Regions from separate parts of the Homo sapiens genome. Here region 2 is linked to region 1. A link is a loop called in an ENCODE intact Hi-C map of the cell type or tissue named here. Cell type or tissue: heart right ventricle. All regions are shown on one strand. Links, peaks and the distances in the headings refer to the core of each region. The heading gives the core; the rest is flanking DNA.

Region 1 (11,876 bases), core at 1,828-9,827:
AGCCACACAAGGGGCCTGCAAAGTTGCTGTAGAGAACTGGAGGCTGTATCATCAAAGCAATATCCAATTCTGTTGGCATTGAGTGATATCAACCCTGAGGGTGCCCACTGTGCAGAATTCCCACCTCTGTCTGCAATTTTGATGTTCTTCCCCCACCACATCTGGTGAAACAAGAAGGTGTTGGCCCATTTCATTAGGATTGGTGCTTTCTTACAATTATTAAATCATTTGAGTCTGATACATATTGTCGTCATGAGTTCTTATAATTTCATTTGGCCTCAGCATTGATTTTGAATCTAAGTTTAACCTTCTCATAGCAGAATCTGGGTTTTGACACCCTTGACAATTTCCAGTTCCCTGCCTCCCTCCAGTTCCCTGCCTCCCTCCAGTTCCTCAACATGGTCAATCCAGACATCTGCCTTACATGACTGACTTACGGTGGCCACCTCCCTGTGGGATATGTAGATACAACTTACTTGACTCACCCCAGTGACCCCACACCCCTCATGGACTGTGCAGATATGCCAGTGACCATTCTCAGACAGAATGTGACCTCCTGGAACTTGTGCCATTTGCTCTAAGAACCCACCAGTAGGAACTCCCCAAAGGAAACCTGCCTGGGTAATACCTTCAACAGCAAAAAGTCCTCAGAGCCTAGGTCTTCCCCACCTGGATTCCCACCTGCTGGTTGAGCAAATTGCCCTGGTGGCCTTCTCATCTGCCCTTGTCGGCACTCCCTCTGTCTCATGGGTCTGTGAGTAATAAACTGCTTCCGTTATTTCACGTGTTTTTGTTGTGTTGCCTCCTCTGAGTCTCATCTAAGCAACACACTGGGAGGTTTTAACCTTCCTCCCAGTCAAGGCTCTCCTAGGAGGGGGCATGTTGACAGGAATAAGCTGGACGCAGGTCAGATAAGAGCCACAGGGGCGTCTGCCAGTATAAACTAGTTTCCTGTGTGAGGGACACCTGGTCATGGGTTGAACACAGGTGTTATGCTGTCTGCCAGGATTAAAAAGCATCCTGTGAAAGGCACAAAGTGAACACCCACAACCAAATTCTCCAAAGCCCCGTCAGGGCAGGACTAGAGTTTATAGCCACTGTGCAAAGAGAGACTTTAAGACCAAACTAGAAAGAAATACAACAATTCTGCTAATACAATCTGCTTTAAGATAGAAAGATTTTTCAATCCAAAAATACATTTTTTTCCATAAAGATAATTGGTATAACTCATTACATATGAATAACATTTTTTATGGATTCTTCTTTCAATGGATTTTTCTCTTATTAAATGACATTGCATCTTGATAAGAAAACTGGAAGGAAAAATAAGCAACGTTCAATGATGAAGAAAACAGCCTTCAGGAAAACAGCACCCCTTTCAATGCAAAATGGCTAAATTCCTTCTCATGTTGTATGAGTGTGTGTGGTTTTTCAGTTTGCTTTGTTCTTTAACAGAATTCCAGATCTCATTCTATAGAGGGTCAAGGCTGAAAAACCTATTTTCATAAGCAGTTACCTGCCTTTCTCTGTTTGTTGAATGAAAGTTTTATTTCATGTTCCAGACTCTTTTATTACCTCTGGTTATCCTAAGCACTTCATCCTCTTAAAGTTCACCGAGCAGACCTATTCTTCTTATCCCTAATACATTCTTTGTATCTGCTAGGTTTATAGATTTCATGGCTATTTGTGCAAGGTTAAGATGGGTAGCCTCAGATAATATGGAAACAGCCAAGAGAGGTCCTATGCAAGCAACCAGATGGACTTAACAGACTCAAGTGTGGTATGACTAATGAATTAAAACAGCCACTCGCTAGCTCAGTCTTTGTCTCACTGCAGCTGAGCCTATATTAAGATATGGAAAAATGGAACTCATTTGTAATTTCAAGGAAACCAATTTGGCCCTAAAGCCCCCATGGTTTCAATCTTAAATAAATAAAATTATACATAGTCATTTTCCCAATTTATCTTCCAAAAAACAGAACTAAATAATCTTCAGTCATAAAAATAGGTAAACAACAACAATATATAGAGTCATCACAGTGTTAACTTATTTCAATGTTCATAAATTAATATTGAAATTTAATAAAATTGGGCAAATATTTGACTATCAACTATTTTCTCAATATAAACTGTTTTCCTCCACATCTCATATAAACGTTCAACAGATGCATCAAGCAACTTATTTTCTTACAGTTTCTTGTGTTGCTTGAAACAAACCAGGAGCTATTTTTGTTTAAAAGTTTTATTTCTATATATAATCATTGGTTTTTTTTAAAAAAAATATTTTCATAGTTTTTGGAGAACAGGATGTTTTTAGTTATATGGATAAGTTCTTTAGTGGTAACATGAGTGCAAAAATCAAATTTTAGCCTATGGCTATGATAGAGACAGCAAGTTTTTCCCTAAAAGCTTGAATGGGACTCTCATATAATAGAGCTGTTGGGAGGAGCCTTCCTAGCCAGTGACTTAGTTTTGAGGTTACCCCATTCATTTGCTTGCAGTCACACTGGGAGTAGTGATGTGTACCATGTCTAGACCTGTACCACTGAACATTCCCATAGACGATGTGTTTCTTTCCTCCCCCTGCTACAGGCCCAGGGTCCACTTCAGAAGCCCCATGATAAAGAGGCTAACCCATCCGCCTATGATCCTCAATGTGTGTGTGGAACAGAGTCCCCACCCCACAAGTGGACTTTGGTAGACGTTATTGTCTTATAGGACAGAAATTCTGCAAGTGTATCTATTACCGCAACTCACATTGTCTAAACAATGGAACATCAATAATATTCTTCAAAATAAATGTGAAGTTCTTTATGTATAGCAATGAAGTTTATGAAAACCAGGTGTTTCTTAATTTTGTTTTGAAATAATTTCCAGGATGTCACCAATATTATTAACATGCAAAACTAGTATGTAATTGTGAATTACAAAGCTTCATACATCTGATCCTTTTTGATGATTTAACAACTGATTGTAATATTAATAACATATACTAATATTTCGCTAGTAATAAAATACTACTAATGCTTAACTTCTGATCTGGAAGACAAAAACATAAAGGTGCTATATGCTTCTTGGCATCATTCATAATTTACATGTAGCTTCTTAATATTTGAACCTTTCTTCTTGCTTTTCAGTTACAATGGTATTTTGTCATTGTTTTGTTATTGTTTGTTTTAGATTTTACTAGCATGCACTTACTAATTTGTACTTTATGTTCATGCCATATTGCCCAGAGTGAATTGTGGTAATGAAGCTTTTGATGTTAGTTTTTTTTTTAATTCATCTAACCACGTTTGAGGCACAAATTGTGTTTAACTTTCTAAGCAATCAGCATATAAACATATTCCAATACTCTTTGACATCTCAATCTACCTTTTGTTATAATAAACAATTACAATTTTAAATAGACACTACCTGTGAATATAAATTGGTCGTTGCTATAAACTTCTAATACCTGGTTTAAGTTTTAAATTGAAGTTTGCTTATTTGATTTTTTTTTTTTTTTTTTTTTTTGATAGGGAGTCTCACTCTGTCGCCCAGGCTGGAGTGCAGTGGTGTAATCTCGACTCACTGCAAGCTCCGCCTCCCAGGTTCACGCCATTCTCCTGCCTCAGCCTCCTAAGTAGCTGGGACTACAGGCGCCCGCCACCACACCCAGCTAGTTTTTTTGTATTTTTAGTAGAGACGGGGTTTCACCATGTTAGCCAGGATGGTCTCGATCTCCTGACCTCGTGATTTGCCTGCCTCGGCCTCCCAGAGTGTTGGGATTACAGGCATGAGCCACCGCACCTGGCCTATTTGTTTGATCTTAAATCCAAGCAACTGTGAGTTCCATGAAGGTGCAGACTGTCTTTCATGTTCACGGAGGTATCCTTGGTGCTCAATTAATAGCATTTGTTGAATAGATAAAAAAATTATATAGGACAGGATTAGGATAACATTGAATATTGACAACCTTTTGCCTGAAATATCAAAAATGTGTGCTTAGATATGTTCAAGTTTAGTTGAGATATCTACGTCCATATATCTACATCTAGTCTGTCTCTCTCTCTCTCTCTTTCTCTCTCTCTCTCTTTCTCTCTCCTACATATTAAGTAAAGCTAACACCTTTTTGTAGCTCTAAGCCATATTCCATATTCTATTAAATTAGCAATGGTGGGTGGCTCAGCCACATGCAAAAAAGCAAAGTGGGACACATGGTAGAGTGAGAGATTGTCAAACTGGATCTGCACTGACACTCACCCAGCTGGATGAACTGAGGCTCACTCTTTACCCCAGACCCAGCCCCAGTGCTGGCTGCCACTTCCACACTGTATCGGATTCCAGGAACAAGAAAGGGAATGACCACGGAAAAGGTGGAACCATCCACTGTTTTGTTGATGTGGTATCGAGTTTCATTGCCCAGACACCAAACCTGTAAGAAGCACATCACAAAAATCAAGCTGGTAAATTACCTAAATGAATGCAAAGATCAACACAGGGTTGCAGTTTTAGACCCAGACAGAGTACTAAACTGTCATGCACTACCATAAGAAGTTTCCAAAGTCATTTTTTCCCTAAAATCTAGTTCTATGAACAATCTTCTGGTCAAGTTTAACGTTAAAAGTAGTTTCAAGGCATCTTTATTACTTTCTCATATACTTTTAAAAGGTTCTATCAGGTAAGTCTACAAATCTGTGCTTGAAGGTAGTAGTTTCTATCAGCCCACTTCATTTAGATTTCTTTTTAACACCAACACATTATCTGCCAGCTAAATAAGTACCTTGCAGATAGCTGTGTCTATGCAGATCAAGAATAATACTCATTCAACATTTGCATTCTAGGCATGACCCAGATGACCAGATATTGTAAAACAAAAATGAGTAGGAAACGCCAAGCCTCGTACTTCAACAGTTCTCTGGGATCAACCTGCCTGGCATGGGCACTGGAACATCACATTTTACAAGGAGTAGTTGATTGAAAAGGAAGGAGAGCTTCTGAATACTCTAAAGTAGTTTGCACAAATATGATTATTAAAAATAAAACTGCACACAAGGAGTGAGCCTCATCTCAGGATTTTATTCAACCTCTGGTACACTGAACTATATTATCAATGAGAGACAATTTGCCCTCTGCTCTTCTATTTAAATGGGACTATCAGTCCTTCACAGCATACATGAGAACATAAAGAATAGCAATACATATTTGATGTGAAAAAAGCATTCTTCTAATAACAAAGAGTTACCTGATTAACTTGGCTAATAATATTTGTGATACAAAACTATTCTCAAGAAATTGAGATTTTCAAACTATTCTATAATCCTTGTTTTAAATTTCACTAACAGATTCATCAGTGAGTGATCTTCTGCGATGTTTAAGAACTTGGATATGGTGCACGACAATGTTCAAGCTCAGTTTCCATAAGAAAATGATCTATAGAAAAACATGCTCATTATTATTAATTATTATCATTAGAGATGGAGTCTTGCTCTGTGGCTCAGGCTGCAGTGTAGTGGTGCAATCTTGGCTCACTGCAGCCTCCACCTCCCGGGTTCCAGTGATTCTCCTGCCTCAGCCTCCTGAGTAGCTGGGATTAAAGGTGTGCACCACCACACTCAGCTAATTTTTGTATTTTTAGTAGAGACGGGCTTTCACTGTGTTGGCCAGGCCGGCCTGACCTCAGATGATCTGCCTGCCTCGGCCTCTCAAAGTGCTGGGATTACAGGCGTGAGCCACAGCGCCCAACTGACATACTCTATATTCCTTATGATGTTCTCAAGCAATATATACCATTAACTTTAAGTAGACAATTGTCTAAACTCTAATAGGAAGTGAGATTTAAAAGAAATCTAAGCCTAGTCTCTTCCATCATTTATCTTTTTATATTTTCTTTGAAAGTTAATATTATTTTAATATAGTTTCAATACATAACACCAAGAAATGCTCAGACCCTATACCAGGAGCTGACCATTTGGAAATTAAGACTCTTTTGTGATTTTTTTAAAAATCCCATTTACATTATACAGCTGAACCAAAGCCACAAACTGATTTTGTACCAGTCAATCAGGTTCTGAAAGGCATTTTATTATTTTAAATTGACCATGAAGTTACGTGAAATCCACCCTTTTGCATTTCTTCAGGAGAGAAATGAGTTCTGACTCTTAGGGGAAAATGCCTACATTCCACAATTTAGCTTGAGAGCTGAGACATCACCCATTTTAAATCCTTAAAAATCTTCTATAACATTCTATTTTTCTAGACTAACACATAGTATCCTGTCACTCCTCAGTATTGAGACAGCCTTGAAACTCTTAAGAAAACACTTAAAAGTACAGAGACTTTTACCTTTTAATGCCTCAATTATCTAGAAAATCTTACTTGAAATATCTTAAAACATCCACAGTGCACTTATGGCAGTCTTTTAAATACTTTAAAAAATACACTGTTCATATACACAAATTTCATAAAGAGGTTTCTCAATTTGTTTTTAAAAATCTTTTGAAAATAAAATAAACTTAAAATTCTGCTCAGGATACTTGGTTACCGTACAGATTAATTTGCTCCTCAGAAGAACATGTATAGTCTTATTTGGGCCTTAACTAAGGATGCACATCAGAATCGCCAAAAGATTCACCAAGATATATGTGCAAGGGCCCCTGTCAGACCACCTGAATCAGAATTTCAAAATCACTGAATAAACAAGAAAGCGTTTTAAAAATAATTTTACATGTTGCTATTTGGACCAGCAGATGGCGCCAAATATCCATAAACAAATACCAGCCTGCTTTTTCTTTATGAATGGTGGGGGCTGCCCATCAGGACATTAATATATATATATATTATACTCATACCTTATACTCTTGGACCATTCCATTTTGAGTGTCTTCTGGAGGTGGCTGCCAACTAACTAGAATTGCAGTTCCGTTTCCATCATTCTTGGATACAGTTACACCTTGGGGTGGGGCACTGGGTGCTATTAAATTGTTTTAAAAGGTAGGTTATTAGAATGTGCTAGAGAACACTGAAAGCAGGTAATTAATATCAAACCCAATAATAGATGTATTAATACTATATCAATATATGCTTTTTTTTTTTTTTTTTTTTGAGACGGAGGCTCGCTCTGTCATCTAGGCTGTAGTGCTGTGACATGATCTCGGCTCACTGCAACCTCCCCCTCCCGGGTTCAAGCGATTCTCCTGCCTCAGCCCCCTGAGTAGCTGGGATTACAGGCACCCACCACCATGCCCCACTAATTTTTGTATTTTTAATAGAGATGGGGTTTCACCGCCTTGGCCAGGCTGGTCTCGAACTCGTGACTTCAGGTGATCCGCCCGCCTCAGCCTCCTAAAGTGCTGGGGTTACAGGCGTGAGCCACTGTGCCCAGCTGCATATGTTTTAAAGATGTATCTCATCCAAGTCTGAATAGTCCCAAACTACCTAAGTTGTTCCTCACTCAATGCTAATTCACTGCCACGGTGAATTTTCCATAACCAAAGTTAAATACCTTGTTTCCACCAAACATCCCAGGACAATTCCTATTTCTTCTACCGTGTAACTCTAGTCTCATGTTCTCCCCCGAAATGTTCAAAAGTATGAAAATGAATATTAATCATTCATGATAATTACTTATACAGCCAAAGTGACAAAGACATGTTGGGAAAAATCCTGTTGTTAGTTAATGTAATCTTTTACCTTTATGTAAATATTGTTTAATTTCTAGGAATAGGGTGGTCAGCTATAGTGATTTGTCTAGAACTGAGGTGTTTTAAAAGAGATGAGATTTAGGAAGAAAATGCTAATCCCACGAAGTCCTGGGCAAATCAACACATTATTCAAATCATGGATCAAAATAAACAAATAGAAAATGCTGAATGGAAAATAAACCAAACGGAAAACAATTTCATTTTTAAATGTGAATTTTAGTTCTGAATAATTAAATTTCTATATGCCATTAAGTAATATAATGTTCACATTTACACATTTGAGGTAGGCCACTATTGAAGCAAGTCAACTATTATAGCATTTTGCTTTTCTAGTTTTCTAAATAAACAAATACTGTTAGCAAAATGTATGTTCAATATCAAGAAAGTTAGTAATTAATGCCACTATTAACATTATAACAATTTAAATTAAGCTAATAAAATTCTAACAAATATACTGCAATGCATGGAAATCAAACGCTTCATCATACTTGCCTTCTTCCAGGGTTTTGGCAAACTTGATTTCACTATCTGCTCCTTGAAATTCATTAAAAAAAGGGCGAGCCTTAATTTCATAGTTGACTCCCTTTCTGAGATCAGGGATTACCACACTGTTTTTGGCTGGCGTCCTCACTTCAAAAACTAACCAGTCTGATTCTCCGTGGTTGGCTCCAGATGGCCGATAGAGAATTTTATATCCTTGTATATACTGAGACTGTTGATCTACCTATTAAAAAGACAAGTAAAATGTAATTATTCATATTATTGTATTGGTTCATCAGAAAATAATAAAAATTAAACGTTATAAAATGCACAAAATTCTGTCTGGCTTCATCCCACATTCTTACACAAGAAATGTGTAAGAATTAGAAAGGAAAAAATAAAAATCATTATTTGTGGACAACATGAGTGTGCTCATAGAAAATCCAAAAGAATCTTCAGCTAAAACATTCAAATAAGTAGAATACTGAAAAAATTCCACTATCTTTTGATAAAAATTTCGGTGGCATTAACTTCTATGCTTCATGCAGAAATGTGAGGCCTGATGGCAGCTCTGACATTGCATGTAGGACATCCCTGGGTCAAGGGGATGAGAAGCTAAAATGTTTGATGATTTTCTGATTTTAAAAGCCTACTTAATACTACTTGGAAATATTTCTAAGTTTAAAAGATTCATGTAATAATGATCCTATCACAAGTTACATAACACAGTTAATACTATCTGTTTCTTTCCTGAGACAGGTCAAGTTCACTACTGCAGCACAATAGGAAAAAAATAGGCTCAAGATGCAATGTTTTTCTGTTTAAACCAAACTAATAGCTACTGTAATAAACAGTGCTTACACTATAAAGTTATCATTAATGTACAAGTAGGCAACAGATAGTTACATTTTATATGCATTGCAATGATCTCGCAGACGCTTATTAAAACTGAGATCAAATATTGTAACAACTCACTGTCCAGTGCACTTCGATGGAAGAGGAAGAAAGGACGGTGGGGTTGTGGAGGTGCAGAACAGCATTTCCCAGCTCTCTCTGGACCTGCTTGTGGTCCACCCCCTGACTTGTTGGTAGGACATCTACAACAAGTCAAGAAAACTGTGTCAGGGTCTGCACAACGTTACTGAACGGAATGAAAGCATGGTGAAACAAACTGTTCATTCATAGCAACTCTCAGTAAAGAAGAGTCCAAGCCAGGCTGTGATTCGGAAAAAAAAAAAAAAAGGAATAATTTAACCTTTTTATTAGGATCAGGAAAGTAAGAGGGGATAGAGAGAGTAGAGAGAACGCAGAGGACATATATTATAGAAAGGCAAAAAGAGCAGGAAGCAAAGACAACAATGGCAAATAACAACATTTAGTGGCTCCTCCTATCATGTAACGATCACTTTCCTGATGAAAATGAGGGCACTAGGGCAATTCCCTGAGTTTGTGAAAACCTTCTGTAGTGATCCTAACTATGCAAGACAGAAAAGAGACTGAAATTGTAGCAGAGTGGCTAAGCAATGGAAAGAAAGGAGATATGGTTAGTGAAAACCAAGAACAGAAAGAAGGCAGATACTTTACAGCTTTTAAGATGAACTTGGATATTTTCTCATGGAAGGTATATGGTAAGTTAGTGGCTACAATGGAGGTGATACAGATGCCAGCAAGGAAGTAAAATAAAATAAAGCTGATTAGACTCATGAGAAAAAAGTACTTAACGTTTATTTAATTGATGATCCTTTAGTTTAGTTATTGTATCATAGTAAAGAAGGTTTAATAAAGAGTTCTTAATCTCAAAAGCCCCAAAATTTCAGGAAGGAAACTAAGAACACAGTAAGAATGAAGTGGCTACTAATGTTAATTTTTTTTTATAAGCTTCTTAAAGTCTACACTCAAAAAAACATTTGCCCATTTCTGAAGCGGTTTTCTAAACACAGATGTTTTGCTTTGTTTATAATAGTAACAGGGAATACATGGGAGGAAGTGAAGAAAATGTTTTTTGGACTTCAGAATTCTCTTTCTCAAAGAATTGTATTTTGGCACCTACATTCCAGATGATTCCCCATTACATAAAAAAATTAAAATGAGAATTTTAGTTTAATGAATCATTAAATACCGTCAAACAATTGATCTTGGGTAGAAAGCAAAAGCAGGAATACTAAGAATGAGATCGCTAAGTATCTCGGATGAAGTCCAGGGAAGCTAGGCAAGTGGAAGAGATGACATCGAGATTGATATCAAACACTCTTACATATTGTTTGGTTGTTTTTATACTTAACCTAGAAATTAAGCTGATAAATAAGCAAGATGAAAAAAAAACAACTGGGATAATTCTGGCATCCCATACTTCATCTTCCTTTACCAATATTTTTGGTTAGGACCTGCCCTCAGGATAACTATTATCACAGCCTCTACGGAGTAAACACTTGATTGTCACCTTTCCATCTCTTCCTTACCCACTGGTCTCAATTGCTCCTACGACTCAAGCTGTCACCCATCTCTAGGATAAGAGTGAAATACTTGGAATGAAACAGACTTGGGTTTGCACCCCACCTCGGCAACTTAAAAACCACGTAACATTGGAACAATTTCTTAATCTCACTATTCTTCAGTTTCCTTATGCTTCAGATGGTGGCATCAAAGGCAGCTAATCCTGAGGGCTGTGGTAAAAGCTGTCTTGTGGTAAGACATAAAAAGTGCTTTTCCTCAGAGCAGGGATTGTGGACCCATAGTATATAGCATAGTGCCATATACATAGGTGTTGCTTAATAAACATAGGTTCAATTAAAATGTATTCATGTGTGGAAAACACACATATGATGTCAGTTTCCAAGTACTTCCCTCATACGTAAGCTCCCATCCTCACAAAATCATCCCCCTTTCAGAAAGTATCTTCAAATACAGAAATAACCACTTTATACATAACTGCCATGATCTGCATCCCAATCCCAAATTCCTCTGATTTGAGATAAACCTACCAGTCAGTTCCTTCATGAAAATTGCTAGATTCTCCCACCTAGTACCCATGACAGCAACAGCAGTCTATAACATTATAATAGAAATGTTCACAGCAGAGAGAAAAAGGGAAAGTGACACCTGATAATATAATTTTGAGAAGTTTATGAATTGATCCTGTTACTGTTTTTGTTCTCCTTCTCCTGAAAGAAACGTATGACAATGTAAAAGGTCTTTCTCAACATTCAGAATTAGACTTAAAGAAGACCTAATTGCTCCAGCCAAACTGTTTCCCCCAACGTTAAAACTTCGTATACACAACCTCAGAGGGGAGCCTATCCAGGCCCCACTCATTGATAATAACTGACATCATCTTAGGTATGATATGTATCTGTATAGATTCTTTTAAAACTAGGGCTCAAGAATGATACACAGACAGGGCACATGGGTGAGGAATCATAGTAACTAACAATGGTAACAACAGCCGCACCTCTGCCACAATGACCACCACCCCTAACTGCCAGGTGCTCATCTCATCTTCCTTGCATAATCAAATCTTGTCTTTGGGAAAGCACACTTTGATTACCACATAACAAGGCTCTAACTCCAACCATGACATAGGTCTACCTGACTCCTGTACTCGGAACCTGTGCCCTATATCTGTGCACCTTTAGCTTTTGACCCCAGCTCATTTCTAAGTATCTACACTTGGGGAAGATTCTTTTGCAACCACATTGCAGAAATGGTTAGAGA
Region 2 (11,876 bases), core at 1,431-9,430, 70 kb after region 1:
GTGGGGGGCGATGCTACTGGTATCTAATAAGTAGAGGCCAGAAATACACATCAAGGAATTATCTGACTCAAACTGTCTATAACGCAGGGATTGAGAAACTGTGTTCTAAAGACCCAGCTCTGGACTAAGAATAAATGCTGGATTCAAAAGACAAAAGGAAGGAAGGGATACAATTAGATAATACAAATAATATTTATTGTAGTTAAGGAAAAACTGCTGAGATTTCCCAGATTCGTATACTCTCCCGCATAAATTTCCCATCTCAACAATAAACCAATTTCATTATAAAATACAACATTCTGTTATATACTCACTGACAATAATGGTTAAGGACCCCAAAGTAGATGATACAAAAAATGAAAAAATAAACAAGCCTCACCAAGCCTGGGAGACACTGCCTCAGGGATGATAGAGATAGAAACTGGTAAAAGTGAAAGAACAAACCACAAAGTAGGGCAAATGAACTTCAGAAACAGAAGAAACATGCCAGTTTTCAATTTCCATAAATTCAAATTAATTTTGGCATTATGTCAATGACTACATTGAAATGGATCTTAAAAGGCCATAATTCTACTCTCAACGGTCACAAATATGGAATACATGGTGGGCTGTTCATTTCAATAAACAAAAGAACAGAAAAACAACATAGTACTATGACCCTGATCGAATATAACATACCCACTTTCAAGCAGTGCCTACTAGTAACAATCAACATTTTGGTCAGGCACAGTGGCTCACACCTGTAATCCCAGCACTTCGGGAGGCAGAGGTGGGCGGATCACCTGAGGTCAACAGTTTGAGACCAGCCTGGCCAACATGGTGAAACCCCATCTCTACTAAAAAAAAAAAAAAAAAAAAAAGCCTGGTGTGCTGGCACATGCGTGTAGTCCCACCTACTCTGGAGGCTGAGGCAGGAGAATTGCTTGAAGCTGTGAGGCAGAGGTTGCAGTGAGCCGAAATCATGCTACTACACTCCAGCCTGGGCGACAGAGTGAGACTCTGTCACACACACAAAAAAAGCAAAAAGAAATCAACATCTTATGTTGAGTCATATAAAAATACTGATTGTAAATTTAGGGTGAGTTTATACATTTTAAACTGTGGTGCCCCTATGTAAGCCAAAAATGAACATTTTCTCTGTCTACATAGGGAAGAAAAATATGTCTAACACAAACAAAACACTATAAATGTGAAAACAGCACTATTTAAAATAAGCTAAAATATTTCTTGGCAGGTCTCTTCCTGCGGCTGGATTTGACAGTCGAATTGTAAACCTATCAAAAACTAGTTTGTGTAATGAACAGACACAATGTTAAACACTGAACTGCTGGAGCACTATTCAATTAACATAATCCGGGTAGTGGAGAAGCAGAACATGTTAAACTTTCAGACAATATGCTGGCATTTAGCCTATGTCAAAAATTCAAGGCAGAGGTCTTCCTTCCTCATTACCATATACCTTACCAGCCCACAATAGTAACCACATTAGAAGCCCACATTTCCATAAGCGCTAGACAGTGCTTAAAGAGGCCCTTAGCTATAAACATACTTGATGAAAGCAAAGCAAAACAAAAAAATGTCCCACTGGTCTTGCTCCTTTTTGGGAAAGAGACAGAGAGGAGAGAGGAAAAGAAGATAAAGAATTTTAAAGTTTCAAATATATTTAAACTTCCTATTTTTCTTTGTAATAGTCTCAGGTTAAAAAAAATGTTTTAGAGATGTCAAAATGTAAAAATTCTTGATGTGTTTAATACATATGATTTTTATATATCAGGAATTTTCCCTGTAAAAAACTAGAAATGACTACTTTTTTTAGGGGTAAAGACTTCTCTGAGCAGTAGGAAATCCTGCCTTCATCTCCTTTACTGAATTGCTTACTGAATAATTATAGAGAATAATCAGGTTTAAGATGTAGCTTTTCTACCAAAAGTGGAGAAAACCACTTTATGTCTCTGGTTAGCATGGAAAAACTAGCATCAGTATTCTTATTTCCAGAATACAAGAAACAAAATTTAACTTTGCACACAAAGAAATATACTGCCTTTAAAAAAGTAAATTCAGTAAACTTTTTTTGTTCAGTTCCCTTTTAAAACATAAATTCATAAGTTTTTTGATTGGGTTATCCGAGAGTACACAGCTTACCCTGAAATCAGTGCTCACAATCAGAAATAAAGATGAACTTAAAATGAACTCCTTGTGATGTCTTCATTTTCTACCCTAAAGCAAGTCAGATGATTTGCAGTATCTGTTACACAGGAATTTTTTTTTTTTTTCAGACATCACCCCCACAATGTTATCCATACACCTCTAGGTTAACACAGTGAACAGACTGGAGCTAATTAACTAGTTTGGCTACACAAATTCTTTTCTGCTTTTAATTACATTAACCTAATGTGACTTGAATTCAACAGACCAAAAACAAAACCGCTAATTATATTAAGGGCTTCAAAGATGATTTCAAATTGCTAACCACCAAACTGTCATAGAATTTATCTCATTTCCTTTAATATATTTTACATGCAAAATCTGTGCTTTACTAAAAATACTATTTAAAAATACATCAAAACAATGAATAATAGAATATTGATTATAATGCTAAAAGAGAAATATGTTTCAACTAATACAGATAAGACACACATAGGCATCATCATACCAATAAGAAATTATGCAGTACTAAATTTTTACAATTTTCTAAAAGATTAAAGGTTTGAAAATATTGATTTACAGTAGTAAGGGCTTGACGAGTGGGATTCACATGAAGAATGAAGTTGTCTAAAGCACCTGAGTTTAGAAATTATTTTTTCAGAAAAAAACTTGATTCTTTACCACCAACCCGTTTTCATACTATTTTGCAAATTAAGTGAGATGAGAGGTTTTGAATGATAGTCTAGCGTATCATCCTTAAACAATTCACCACTAACTCTCCTTGAGCAGAATATCTCTTCATAGAAATGCTGTCAATTCTGCCTGGATCTTTGACCTAGAGAATAGAGAGCAAGCTGTTGTGAACTACAGATGTGCCTGGCGTGGCTTCTTAACAACAATGAGATGCAGGTAACCCAGATGGCCAGTCATAGCCCCCAGACATTCCCCTTGGTGAAATCAGCTGCAGTACAGTTTTAGATGATCCCTAAGGACTCCTTTCAACAGAAACATTTGAAGAAGAGTCACAACAATAACGGCTTTTCTTTCTTTAAATTTTGGCATCAAATTAGTAACAACAACAACAACAACAGTAACAATCCAGAAAAAATAACTTGTTTGAGGAGGGTGCAGAGAATAGGAGGAGGTAAAGTAATACCCATTACTTTCCAATCTGGCTACAAGAATAATATCAGCCTTTAATGTTAGACAGTTCAGATTAAAACATTCATATTTTCTAATGCATGCCATCCTATTTTTCAAAAATAATCATGCTTTATTGCCTTCTAATTAAGCAAAAACATTGCTAGTACCATAATTATTTTGTACAAATGACAGACAAAGAATTGGATAATCAATCCCAAAAGTATCATAGTAACATAAAAATATATAATCAAGTAAAATAATTCATATAATTCAGATATTATATAATATAAAAGAAAATACAGTATTTCTTATTTTATAATATTTCCTTGTCATAGTCCCAGGTAGGTAGTGCAAAAAGAATACTTTAAAAAACTACATCTCGGCCGGGCGCGGTGGCTCATGCCTGTAATCCCAGCACTCTGGGAGGCCGAGGCGGGCGGATCACAAGGTCAGGAGATTGAGACCATCCTGGCTAACACGGTGAAACCCTGTCTCCACTAAAAATACAAAAAATTATCCGGGCGTGGTGGCGGCACCTGTAGTCCCAGCTACTCGGGAGGCTGAGGCAGGAGAATGGCGTGAACCCAGGAGGCGGAGCTTGCAGTGAGCCGAGATCGAACCACTGTACTCCAGCCTGGGCGACAGAGCGAGACTCCGTCTCAGAAAAAAACTACATCTCTTATTAAATAATTTCATGTTTTTGTTAACTATGGTTTAATTATATTTCTGAACATACACATTAATAATTTTGTCTTTAAGACCTACATTTTAATGTAGTTAGCTATCAGATAAAAATGTAAATTGTTCATAAATCGATTCAAAACCATCACCATCAAAAATCATTGATAGAGAGAAACTTATATTTACTGATCTAGTGACCAATACTTCTAAGTGTAAGAACAAATTTCAAGAAATTCATTTTTATATATTCTATAAACATGTATATTTTATATATTTATTTGTACTAATCTCACAAAATAATTTTAAAATTCTATGTATTTATGACAAAATGATTTTATATTTAAATATCAAAGCAAATATTTTATTTTAGATTAAATAAACAATAAACCTCAGCCAAATCACAGTTCTTCTTGGTTAGCAAAGTTTATTAAAGATTTTTTGATCTTTCTATTTTTTATAAAAGCTATTGATTCTTGCTTCATTTTCCCAAAATTTCTTACCTCCCTCTATTCCTATTTTCTTCTGGTTCACAGAGCCCTAAAAGAGAGAGAAAGGGGAAGGAGGAGGAGAAGGAAAAGGAGGAAGGAGAAATGCATTATTTTAATTATTTCCCACTCGAGTCTCTTGATTAGATATGATCTGGTTTCATGCTGTGCGTTCACAGGCTGTCGGGTAAACTTGTCTTTAACTCAAGACCAGTCCAATATGAACTCATAACACAAAATGACAGCACTGTACCCCAAGATGGATGAAACTAAGGAAAACAGATTGTATACCAATATTCATAAGATTTTGTTTTTTCTTCTAGGTTATAAAAAAAAAAAACCCAGATTAGTCAGCTTTCAATTAAACTGTAAAAAGTACCTAGATTTTACAAATTATTCACTAGTCTATTCTCAAGTGAAGGGTATTTCATCATTTACAGCCTACTCAAAGTGTAAATAATGTTCCTGGGGTTTGCACAAAAAATGTTTTATATAACAAAAGGACACCGGGGCAAGTACACACACATTGTAAAGAAAATATGAGAATGATAAATTGAAAGCAATCAAATGACCATTCTAAAAATTCCTGGTGACATAAAAAAGGACAGCATTGCATGAAGAAAAGCCATAACTTGTTTCAGGTCTTTCAACTACTCTCTTAGGAGTGGAATTGAGAGGAAAAATAGGCAATTAGGATCTCTCCATTGGCGTCCCATATTTGCCTGGGCTACATACACACAAGAGAACATGATCCCGTTTCATTTGTTTCCTGGTACACTTTACAATACCATTTGAAAACCAACATGAATTCAGCCAGGAGTTTAAACACACTTGATCATCAGAGAGAAGCAACAAGAGACTTATGCAGAAAAAGCAATTATCCCAGTGGGAACACGTGGCTCTTTGCACAGCTTGGTGAGCTGCCAGCTGAGAACACAGGCCTGGGAGAGTCCCCGCCTAGGACTCTGGCAGCTGCACTTCTCTGCTATTTCCATTTCTCCTCCTAAATTTCTCATTTCTTCCTCATAACAATTGATAAATTGGTAGTTGGCTGTTTGCTGCTGCAGAAGCACACCTATGATAATTTGATTATAGACTACATCAGGAAGAGCTGTGTTGCTAATTGCACGTAAGTGGGAGCCACCCTGCAGACAGACATAGTTAAAGGAAAGGATGATTTTCTTTGTGAAAGTATAAATTAGTATCTTGCTCTCTATCCAATGTATATCACCAGAGATCCTTTTCATGATTCCTAATTTTAATAAGTAATAATAGAAAGAAGTAACACAGCCCTCTTTAAACACAACAATTTTGCTTGCTTAGGTGTAGCTCAAAGACAATATGAAGCCTTGGGTATGGCATTTTTCTGCTGGACACCCATTTTCCTGGGCTAGACAGAGGTACGTAGCCTAAAGCAATCAACCAGGAAAGCCCCTTCTAATTTATAGTATTAACCAGGAACAGACAACTGCTGAGTGCTGATGAAATGGAGAGCAGATGAAACAGTGAAGGCTTTTTAGCAGATTTCCCCAGGTGTCTGGTTCCCAAATTATTAAGACTAGAACCCCAAAGTGAATCCTATAAAAGGAGGCAATATAAAGAGTGGTTTTAGCCTTTGCTAGCTATCTTCTAAAAGTAAGAAAGCTAATTGATTTTTACCTCTATGAAAATTCTAGGTAGATTACATGGTAGCATTCAGCCTTAATATGAAAAATTGATTTAGCTTATAGCTATTAAAGTTAATGTATTATTTCCTTCACAGGTCTCATGAAACAGTGTCCTGCTGTTTTAAAGGTAAAAAACAAAGTCTTATGGGCAATTTTCACTTTCCCACAAAACCAGGTTTGCTTTTTATCACCTCTTCCAACCATCTGGCTCTAATTCTGAATTTACATACAGTCACAGCTAAGACAGCCTGAAATAAAAATCTACAAGGGAATTATGACTATACTCTAGAAATAAAGATGACAAATGTTCATAGTATTTGAGGGGAGAAAAGCTTATTTTCAAACTCTTGGCTCTTTTGAATTACAAGTACACCAGCTGAAAATACTTTGCCAACAGTAAATCCCTTTTCCTCTCTCTGGGTTCTTATACTTAGCTCTATAGTTTGGTCCAGTGTGAGAAATTCCCTCACTACCAAATGCTTGCTAAGATAAAGCCTTTTCCAGAGACCACGTATAACTTGTTACCCTTGAAATTTACATTGACTTACATTCTGTAGAAGACTCATAACCATGGCAAAGTCAAATCAAGGTTGGGTATGCAAGGGATTCCTTGATATAGATTGACCAATTTTACTTTACAGAAATGCATTTTTTATTCAAAAATATAAACAGCATTTAATATTACTAATTAAGATTCTACAGAAGAAGAAATATTCCTAAAATAGCTACAAATTGAAGTAAACACTCACACACATTCTGTGGTATTTTAATCCCAAAGAGTCAAAGGAGAAAAAGAAGAGCTTGCAAGTGACAAGCTTAATTGATTAATCAGAAGTTAGGGCTCATCAGACCAGGGTAAGAGATTCAATATCCATATGGCCAGTTGCTTCACCCTCCTTTGTTGAACACGAGATTATGCTAGAATGTAGCTCACTCACTTGGCAAATTTGTGCCTCATTTCCTATGGAAAACACGTTCAAAACATAAATAAATCCCATATCTTCCAACAATACACATGTTAACATGAATTAAAATATTTCTACATACATCCTTAGAGGAAGCAAGTAGGCTAATTCTTCAATGTGAGGAAGAAAATACGACCTTAGAAAGACAGGTCTGACCTAGCGCTTAAAAAGGAGCTTTCTGGTGGGCTACATTAAACTTCAAAATTATCAATAGGTACTTTTGCTATTTCCTGAGAACTAATAATTAACTCATGGACAAATAAGAAATAAAAATAAACTCATCCTGACCATTTCTATTTCTATAGTTATTGGTGAAAACAAAATAAAAGAGAAAATGATCTGTGTAAAGAGTATTGTAAAAACTGTTTGGAGGGATATTTATTTGGAATGTTCTTTCTTAGTCATAAATGGTTCCATTCCATAGCCAAGACAAAAGCATGCTGAACAGAAAATGTAATACAAACGGTATTAATTGTAATAAGGGATATGAGTGTTTTATATGGCTTCTAACCTACGTCTAGGATATACTGTTGGAACTTTGAGCTGAAAAATCAGAATCTTGTGCATCCTAGGTTGCTTCCATATAAACCGATCTTAAGAGTTCCAGCATTTAGGGATGGGAAAGCCTGCACTAGAAGTTATATCAGTCAGTGTGAAGATTAAAGAACAAAGTAAAATCAATGAAAAAAGCTTGATCTGACATTTCCTGCCTTTCTTCTGCATAGAATATATGTTCTGTGATGGCAAAAACTTTCTCCTAGTTTTAACATTTAAAAACACAGCACTTACATAGAAAGTACACTATCAGAATTGTTCACAATCTAAGAGATTGGACATACAGAATTCTTATGATTTCAGTCATCTCTTCTGAAAAAAAATGCTGAATATCTTCAAATTTATGTGAAAAGCACACTATTTTATACTGCATTATAGCAGACAAATTCAAATTCTGACCACTCCATACTAAAATAACAAATGTATTTAAATTCTCTGGTGTTTCTATAGAAATTTTAAAGAACTTAAGAATTGCAAAAGCTTAACATCTGAAAAACATTATGTCCTGTGTGTAAACCGCTTTTGACAGTTCTTCCTGCAGTACACGAAAAATGCATCAGTGAATCTGTGGTCAATTTAATAAATGTGCCAATGTATTTAAGCAACAATCTGTATTACTGGTATTGTTTTAATTAATGAGAACTGTGATATACCAACACCAGCTATATACATAGCATTGTTACATGCATTATTTTTAACGTCGAAAACATTCTCACAAGGTGTATTTTCCTATATTTTGGATTAGAAAATTAAGGCTCTGAGAGTATCAAAACTTGCTCCAGATCATTTGGTAAGTACACTGAAGCTCATTCTACATAGATCCAAAGTAAAGCTTCTATAGAGGGCTTTCTTTGAGATAGAGAACAACAGCTTATATTTTCTTTGCTTCTCACGCCATAAACTACAAATTCACAATATTTTTAAAACGTATAGATCCCCAAACTGAATGGCTGGAAGAACAAATAGGTGCTATCCATGGACCTCCTTAAGCATATTACATTGAAGTTCCCCCTTCCAGCACACCCCATATTTAAGCCTAACCAATCTGGACATCCAACCTAATGGCCATTAGTCCATGTAACTGTCAGCAGAAAAAAAACAATGTGTATGTTTACATTTCATATTTGCATGTGTTGTCTGTAGGACTAATGTTGTAAGGTAAATATCCCACATACATTTCTATGAAGAAGAATGCCTCTTCTCTTCCCATGCAAACATGTGCTTATTATCATGAATGTTTAAAGGTTAATCAGAATATTTATAAGCTTCCCTAATAAAGATGGGGAAATGTGGCATGATCTTTTATATACATGATGCATGGAACAATACAGTGATGTCATATATCGAGGTGAGAGAAGAGTGACACCATGCATGTGAATAGGCTAAGGAATAAGAAATCATGGATTCCTTAGTAAATTGTACTCTATCCACTCAAAGAGACAAATTTACATTATTTCCAGCCAGTATTATACAGATTAAGCTCAACTGCTTTTGAAATGTTCCCATACAATATGATGCTCTTAAAGGTGACTTAAACAAAAGCCTGTTTCTAATGCAATAGGCTTTTAAAGCTTTGTGATCACCTCGATTTGTAAGATTTAAGAAGAGTAAACCTGTACCATCTGGTAGTAATTTTGTTAATGCACAACAGATTATTTTACAAGTGTACAATTTATCATATTATCAAATTCTTTGGTTTTAAGGAGATAAAAACTGAAGTGGTCAGATGTTACCAAGAGCTGTTTGGTTAAAGCAACTAACCTTTAAACAAAAGAATTGCAGAATCAGCATTTGATTGAGGAGATATTAGCCTCACCATAAAACTTAGAATTATTCTTTGAGAGACAATATTTAAATAAAAGTGATAATGTGGGCAAGATGAAGAAATAATGTTAATCTTCACCAATTGCAAGTAATGAAAAGGAAATCTCAATCCCCTGTAAAGTGATCAGATTAAAAATAATTGAAAACTAAAAGCCTTAAGAAAATTTCTTTGATTTCTGCATTTTGGACTCTGTTTTAAGGAAAGGCTATTGTTTACAATATCTTGTAAAATCAAATGCCCTTTTGAATGTACTATTTGTTTTTTTTTAAAGATTACAATTCATTTTGCTTGATGTCCACAGAAAGAAAAAAATGCCGTCCATACTATCATAAGCAATCAGAACGATTACAAGCAATTAGAAAAGTAAACTTTTTAAAAATAGGGAATTACTAAAAAGTATTGATATTTAAATATTTTTTCCAAATTAAAGATAAAATGTATAAACAATTCTTTGAGATAAATTCTAAAACTATATTTTAGAGAAATATTTCATCTGATTAATGGAACATTGAGAATTAAATAAACTATTTAGGACATCATCCATGAACCCACAAAAGATTGTGCCTTTAATTTGGCAAACTACTTTAACCTATAATTAAACAAAGTGCTCCCTGACAGTAGTAACATCCCACTAGTCCTTGGCTATTGGGAGAAATTTAATGGCCTGATCAGATATATCAAAGTGCCTGGAAACTGAAGAAACTCTAGCTGCTTGTGTAAGCATATATTTTAAGAAAAAAGTAAGAGAAGAAACAACATTTGCATGTCTGCTTTCTATGCTGGGGTGGCAACCTAATCCAAAATTCCTATTGCAGGTTTGTTATTTGACCATGTGTGTTCATTTTGTATCATTTTAATACAGCACTTCTGCTTAATATACTGTATTATTTTGAATTATGAAGTACAACTTTCTTTTTGGCTGATTACTCCAATTTCTGAGACACTTTCTGCTTTCTGGAAGGTCTATTTTGACTAATAGATCATGGATGCTAACTAGCAGCATGCAACCATATCAGGTTTCATCTCAGTGATTTTCAAGAGTTGGCGGAATTCCATGTGGAAGGCAGCATAGGCATACTTGGTGAGGCAGTCCTCTATGTCATCTAATGTTACTTTGACTGAAACTAACATGTGAGTGGAACTAACTTTTGGAAAAGTATGCAAAACTGTTTTGGGTCTGAGTGTGGTGACTCATGCCTATAATCCCAGCCCTACAGAAGACCAACCTTGGCAACATGGTGAGACCCCACCGCCACAAAAAAAAAAAAAAAATAGCTGGATATGGTTGCACATACTGTAGTCCCAGCTACTCACATGGCTGAAGTGGGATGATCACCTGAGCCCAGGAGATTGAGGCTGCAGTGAGCCATGTTCACACCACAGCACTCCAGCCTGGACGACAGAGAGATACCCTGTCTCAAACAAACAAATAAAACCAAAAGACTTGTTTTTTGGGAAATCCATTTGGGGGAAAAAAAAAAAAAAACCTCCAGAATCATCTCAGGAGATTTAAGAGAATACTAACAAACAGTTTGCAACAGTCAAAGTAGGATAGCATGTCAACATGGCATGATATCAAAACTGAGGACTTTAATTCATATATAAGTTCATTATAGTACTTAGATGAAACTTGAAAATATATAGTATATTGTTTCCCAAAAGCACCAGAGATTATTTGTTGAACTAGAAAATATTTTGTCTGGCAATCTTTGGTCTCTACTACCTTACCTCTGCATCTAAACACACTGCACCCCGACTATGGTCCTGGAGTCAGTTTACGTAAAGATATAAGCACTTTATAAGGAATTAAAATTATGTCTCAAAGGACCTGGACAAAAATGGGCATGCAGATTATACATTATAAAGCCCATAAAGGTATATATCTTACACATTGAGACTTATATATTGATGTAAACCTATACATTGATCAAAACAGGATATACTACAGTTTTACAAGTGTTTGGTTTTTTGATCCACGAAATATCTCATTCAAAAGGTTTGCTTTAATTTCTGAAGTTAAATATCTTTCACCTCTCCAAGTTATTAAATTCAGTGTAGAATGAACATGAACTGAAAATCAAGACAGGAGAACTTAAAATAACGCTTTATAATGAGGCTGTTATCAACAGTCCTCAAAATACTTTTGACTACTGTGGTTTGATTCTCATAAGGATCCTAATAAACAGGCAAAGAAGATATCATTATCTGAATATTTTCAACAATTGACCAGACTTGACCAAGGTCTGGTTGTTAGGGCAGTTTCAAAAATGTGCTTTGGACATAACAGACCTTTCCCAAGATGGTCATAGATTAAGCTTAACTTACTATTTAAATTGCTGCAATTTATTTTCTTTTTTGAATGAGATTGTGTGACAACCTCCAATATTCAGTCATTTAAGATGAATTTCTA

The links. A loop is a pair of places that touch in the nucleus more often than their neighbours do. Peaks named below come from ENCODE experiments on the same cell type or tissue, not always from the same donor. Only the 100,000 strongest peaks of a DNase experiment are listed, where the experiment ranks them.
Region 2: a loop joins it to region 1, with 2.4 times the contacts of the local background. A loop is called at or near these places in 2 of 110 quality-filtered maps.

The regions. Positions count from the first base shown.
Region 1 is chr3:78,652,853-78,664,728 of GRCh38, forward strand. It overlaps ROBO1 (roundabout guidance receptor 1), which reads right to left. Exons shown (of 31, transcript NM_002941.4): 15 at 9,141-9,262; 16 at 8,178-8,409; 17 at 6,834-6,955; 18 at 4,246-4,417. Among named protein-coding and RNA genes, the nearest start is that of LINC02077, 610 kb to the left of the region's middle. In heart right ventricle, for the core only: a CTCF peak has its summit at 6,735 (motif pointing right); no DNase peak of the experiment used is centred there.
Region 2 is chr3:78,723,676-78,735,551 of GRCh38, forward strand. The region is part of intron 5 of ROBO1 (roundabout guidance receptor 1); the gene reads right to left. Among named protein-coding and RNA genes, the nearest start is that of LINC02077, 680 kb to the left of the region's middle. In heart right ventricle, for the core only: no CTCF peak of the experiment used is centred there; a DNase peak (open chromatin) is centred at 5,376.